Linked DNA regions of Homo sapiens: region 2 is linked to region 1. A link is a loop called in an ENCODE intact Hi-C map of the cell type or tissue named here. Cell type or tissue: CD4-positive, alpha-beta T cell. All regions are shown on one strand. Links, peaks and the distances in the headings refer to the core of each region. The heading gives the core; the rest is flanking DNA. Region 1 has its middle 35 kb from the start of OTUD6A. Region 2 has its middle 6.1 kb from the start of EFNB1.

Evidence for each region. Peaks named below come from ENCODE experiments on the same cell type or tissue, not always from the same donor. Only the 100,000 strongest peaks of a DNase experiment are listed, where the experiment ranks them.
Region 2: it touches region 1 in a loop (8-fold over the local background); 15 of 110 quality-filtered maps call a loop at or near these places.

What each region holds. Positions count from the first base shown.
Region 1 is chrX:70,095,754-70,098,657 of GRCh38, reverse strand. No RefSeq gene overlaps it. Among named protein-coding and RNA genes, the nearest start is that of OTUD6A, 35 kb to the right of the region's middle. In CD4-positive, alpha-beta T cell, for the core only: a CTCF peak has its summit at 1,072 (motif pointing right); a DNase peak (open chromatin) is centred at 1,087.
Region 2 is chrX:68,821,451-68,824,354 of GRCh38, reverse strand. No RefSeq gene overlaps it. Among named protein-coding and RNA genes, the nearest start is that of EFNB1, 6.1 kb to the left of the region's middle. RefSeq lists enhancers at 213-713, 714-1,214. In CD4-positive, alpha-beta T cell, for the core only: no CTCF peak of the experiment used is centred there; a DNase peak (open chromatin) is centred at 1,514.

The DNA.
Region 1 (2,904 bases), core at 102-2,601:
AATGCTCTAGAGCAATTAGATAGCCAGATACTGGCCACTGGGCTGCCCCAAGGTAACTGTAGTCTCTAGGACATCAGGACACATGGCCCCAAAGAGATTTCACCTCCACTTCTGCCCAGCTCTAGAGCATTAGACAACCCTAGGCAAAAAAAAAAATAAAATAAAACAAAATAAAAAAATAAACCACTAGACAATTTAATGGCTGGAAAGAATATCCTTCTCCTCCATTGAATTGCTTTTGTACCTTTGTCAAAAAATCAGTTGGGCAGATATGTATACGTCTATTTCTGAGTTCTCTTTTCTGTCCCACTGGTCTGTTTGTCTATCCCTGTGAGAACCACAGAGCTCAGGCCTTTGAGACAGAATGCCTAGTACCACTTGCTAGCTTGGGTGACCCTGGGCAAGTCACCCTCCCCTGGCTTCCTATCTGTCACTCAGTATATAAAATATGCCTCCTGAGCCCCACATGATTGAACTCCTGCCTGCTTCCCCGTGACTGTCTCCTATTACTCTCCTCCTTGTTCACTCTGCTCCAGCCACACTGGCCTGACCGATCCTCAGTCACATAACACATGCTCCTACTTTTGGGGCTTTCACAGACTGTTTCTTTAACCCAGAATCTGCTTCGCACAGACATCCTCATGGCTACCTCCCTTCCTTCTTCCTTCAAGTCTTTTATCAAATTTCACCTTCTGAGTGAGGCTTTATTTAAAATGGCAAAGCCTCTGCTCCTCCCCTTTCCCCACTTTCTCTCCATGGCACTCATCACCATCTAAAACACAATGTCATGGACTTTTTTGCTCTGTCTCCTACCACTGCAGTATGAGCTCAATGAGAGCAGGAATTTTTGTTTTTGTTCACTGCTGTATTCCCAGTGCTGTGTCTGTCTAGTATAATATACCTTTTTAAATGAATGAAGAAATGAATAGATAGATGGATGGATGAATATGTGAGTGAGTGAATGAATGAATGAATGCCGTGAGCCAAGGCCCAGCTCACCTGAGCAGCCTCTCTGGCCCTTGGCTTGTGTCCTAAGCTTGCGACCCTAGAACCATCCACTTGCTTCTCTAAGGCTGGCCACCAGGTGGCAGTTGGAGCCTAACTTCTGTCTCATTTGCTTCCCTTTGCCTTCTCTTTGCTGCCTGTCAGTCTTGCCCAGGACATTTTGACCTTCTCTGCCTAGGCATGGCTAGAGGATTTTGTGAGAGCTCTTAAAGTAGGCAGCTTCAGTATTTAAAACTTTTTTTTTTTTTTTTGAGACGGAGTCTCACTCTGTTGCCCAGGCTGGAGTACAGTGGTGCGATCTCAGCTCACTGCAACCTCTGCCTCCTGGGTTTAAGCGATTCTTGTGCCTCAGGCTTCTGAGTAGCTGGGACTACAGGTGCGTCCCACCACACCCAGCTAATTTTTGTATTTTCATTAGAGATGGGGTTTCACCATGTTGGCCAGACTGGTCTCGAACGCCTGACCTCAAGTGATCCACCCACTTCCGCCTCCCAAAGTGATGGGATTACAGGCATGAGCCACTGCGACTGGACCAACTTTGCATCTTTTTATCCTTAGAAAGGTACTACCTTGTTCCTGCCACAGCCTGCTCTCTGTCTCAGATGGAAGAAGCCATATACTGGCCATTGGGCTGCCCCAAAGTAACTGTAGCCTCTAGGACATCAGGACACATGGCCCTAAGGAGATTTCACCTCCACTTCTGCCCAGCTTCAGCAAGCCTCTCCCAGGGTTACTGCACCCCTCAACTCGGTAAAGGCTAGGGACTCTAGCACCATGATTAAGCCTTTTGTGTCAACCTGGGTTTGATCTCCACTATGCCACTTATTAACCTTGTATCTTGGGTGATGTTGAGCAACTAACATAGATATTCAAGCCTCGGTTTTGTCAGCTGTAAAATGGGGATAATAATGGCATCAAACTCACCGGGTGGATGTGAAGATTCAATGTGATAACACGCATACAACATAAGTAGAGTGTTTGGTGTAGAATAAAGCTCACTTGAAGAAAAATGAAGGGCAAAAGTGGGAATAAACAAGACCAGGCATAGCAGGAACTTGCCAGGGAGTTTGAGGAGGGCGCCGACTAGATGGCTAGAAGGCTGAAGCCAAGAAAAGATGGGAGATCAAGGAAAGCTTCACAAAAAAGATCACGGTTCAGCCACAGGTTGTAAGACAGGTCAAATTACGCTAGTCAAGCTGGAAAGAGCGTTGCAGGAATAATGGTATGTGCAAATAAAGAGAGGTGTGAAATGGTAGCTACTCACAGTCATTCCAGGAACTGTAAGTAAGTATGAATTGCATGTTTCTTGTGGGAGAAGTGACAAGAAATACAGACAGATAAGCAGGGACCAGATCACAAAGGACCTCATGTGCCAGGTGAAGGAGACTGGACTTGATCTGGTGGGGGCAGTGGAGAGCCATCAAAGAGTTCTAAGCAAGGAATTGGATGGATGCAACTGATGACCTGGCAGTCCAGCTGCCTTGAAGGAAGACAGAAACTGGAGGCAGGTGAAAGATGAGCTGAGCTTAGACTGGAGAAGTTGTATTTGGGATGGAGATAAAGGGATGAAGTCCACGGATTTTTTTTTCAGAGGAAGAAACTGCCAAGAGCTTGCCTGAAAAAGAAAGAAGATCCAGGGACAGAGAAGGAAGTAGCATCATGGTACAGTTATTTTTTGCTTTTGTTTTTTGTTTGTGTGTTTGTCTGTTTGTTTGTTTTTTGAGACGGAGTCTCACTCTGTTGCCCAGGCTGGAGTGCAGCGGCACGATTTCAGCTCACTGCAACCTCCGCCTCTCAGATTCAAGCGATTCTCCTGCCTCACCCTCCCGAGTTGTTGGGACTACAGGTGCGTGCCACCACACCCGGCTAATTTTTGTATTTTTAGTAGAGACAAGGTTT
Region 2 (2,904 bases), core at 207-2,706, 1.3 Mb after region 1:
CTGTCCCAAAGCCTCAAGCTCCATGCAGGCAAATGACCTGCCCCCCTGTCCCTGTAAGAGCCTGAAATAGGGCATCTGAGAGCCAGAGCATGGCTTGGTGTGCATAACAGGTGGACAAGCCTCTGAAGGGCAGCTGGGACCCTGGGCCCTCAGAGGCCTCATCTTCAGAAACCCCTGCCCTGCTGGGTTTCACTGATCTAGGCTCAGTTTCCTCCAGTAGTGCCCCTGTCCTCTGCTCTCCAGCCCAGCAGGAGGCAGCCTAGGTAAGGGTAAGCCTGTTGCTCTCTTGCTCTGGTTACCTGGAGAATGTGCAAGGCTAGGCTGGGCCATTCATCACTGTCAGGGGCACAGGAATTCGAGGGAAGGGAGCAGCACCTGTCCTCATCTGTCACTGACCCCAGCCTAGCTCCTCATCTCAGAGGGCCAGTGGGCCTGGGGGAGGGCGATGGGATGCATCTTTGCCAGGTCCTCCTCCTGGTTCCCGAGTGAACACACTAGACACGTCAGGCCCCACAAACACCGGGAATAAAGTTCCTATGGAGGAACACCCCAAGCCGAGAGTGCATTTGGGCAACCGAGGAGCAGAGGGAAGGACAAGCTGCTTCCTCAGTGCTCCAGCCCCCTAGCTCTGAGCCCTCTCTGGACTCCGAGCTAGCATCCTGCCTCCCACCCAACCATGGAGGTTAAAGGGTCAGGTTCTGGGCTTTCTTGGCTGATAACCCCAGGCCTACCAGGAGAGAGACCACGAGCCTCTTGGGGCATCCCGAGGACAGAATAGGGGCTGGACCCAGCTGGCCAGATAACCACTGGCAGATATATGGCACCCAGGCCCACCACCCTCCAGCTGCCCCTCAGCCAACCCAGCCAGGATGTCTGACACCTCCCCTCCCCACTCACAATTTAGTCTATCTTGGTTTAGAGACCTTCCTTCCCACCTTCAATGAGGAAGGTCCTGGTAAGGGCCCAGTCTCTAAGCCTTTAGTCTCTCAACCAAGCCTTCCCCGCCCCACCCCCACCAGACATCCTCCTCTCCAGGGCTGCCCAAAGAAGTGTTGGGGTGAGGCTGAGGCCCTGACAAACCTCGATTGACAAACCACTCAGCATCTTCCTCGCCAGGAAGCCAGCCCCTCAGAGGAACATCAATCTCCCTGGCCTGGCTTGTTTTTCTTCCACAGCCTTTCTCCAGGACACAAAGCAGAGCCTGCGGCAGCCCCTGCCTTAACTGGGAAGGGTGGGGTGTGGAGAGGGAGGGAACTTTCCTCCTGGGATCGGTGTCCCTGGCAGAGGTGCAGAATACAGGAAGTTTGGGAGCTTCTGCACTAACTTAGTGCCTGAAGGAATTAGGGCTCCAAAGACCAGGGAGGGAGAGGGTGTGATCTTAGAGGTGAGGAAAAGAGGCAGTAAAAGAGGTGAGGAAAAGAGACAGGTTATTGAATCAAAGTGGTGGAGTCCCCAAGCAATCTTTTCCGCTCCCTAGTAGCCTGCCTATTTCTCAAACTCTGTCGACCTCTGATGGCCAGCTAAGTATTTGCATCCCTAAAGCTGAACCAGCACTGAGCCTCGCCCCCAGCAGCCGAACAGAAGACCGGGACACGGCCAGCTTCCGGTGCTGGCCTGGGCTGAGCTAAGCCAGGAACGCCCTCGTTTCTCCCTATCCTCCCTCCAGACACTGGAAGTTAATCTATTCAGGCCTGCCTGAGCACCCACCTCCTCTGGACAGCCTTCCTGGAAGGCCCTAGCCCACAGGGACTGTTCCTCTCTTTGAGCTCCATATTCTGACTGTACTGCCCGAGATCTCCACTTGGATTTTCATTATTTGTGTACATCTTAGCTGTCTCACTAGATACTAACCTGGGGCAGAAACCACTGACTGCTTCTCCTTTATCTTTATGCATCAAGGCCAAGCATAAGGATGGGCATACAGGAGGCACTCCACAGATGCTAATGGTGATGGTGATGATGGCAGCGGTAGTGGTAGTGACAGCCACTATTTATTGAGCACCTACTACATTCCAGATTGTTTGTATCCATTTTCTCATAAGAAACTCATTCTATATACAGACGAGGAAACTGGTGCACTCAGAAGCCAAGTGACTTAAATAGTGTCTCCCATCCAGTAAGCAACAGAACCCAAAGTTTTATGCAGGTCTCTCTGGCTCCAAGCCACAAATATCTACATCAGCCACATGCCAGACACAGCCTTTATTCCTGGGAGGGACACGGAGATGACTGCAGCTCAGCCCCTGATGTCAAGGAATGGTGTTGGCCACAGCAAAGACTTGTATGCTCCATGGAACATGGAGGGACTAGCTCTGCATCCTTCCTCCTGCTCCCCTCTCCTCATCTCAGGGAAAGTCTTCTCTGGTTTCACCATTTGACAGAAGGACAGATTGCCCAGGCCAGATGAGCAGTCTCCCAGATCCTGTCACACACAGAGGCTATAGCTAATTAGGACACTCCTACAGACATCAGATGCGTGAAAAAGTCAAGAATCCAGGACCGAAGAGGGAGATTCCAACAGAGATCCTGCCAGTCTCTCCCAGGAATAAGCATAGGTGAGTCCAGTTCACAAACACTGCTGGGCCTCCCCTGACCCTGGCAGGTTCCAGGACCTGAGACTTAAAGAGATGAGAGAGACACTCAAGTCACTTCCCCTCACCACATGCCATTTCCAGTTAGCCACCAATCCCAAACCAACAAGCACGTTTGAGTAGAGGGCTCACCAACCCCACCCTCACTCTTGTCCATGGCTCCCTGAGACATTTTGTCTCTCTCCAACCTGGTGATCTTGGAGGAAACTGAGGCAGGTCGCCCTTACCTTCTCCCCTCCCCATGGAAGCCACTCACCTGAGACTCTCTTTCAGTCACTCAGTTCTTAGTAGTCGTTGGTGTGAAGAGTCAGCT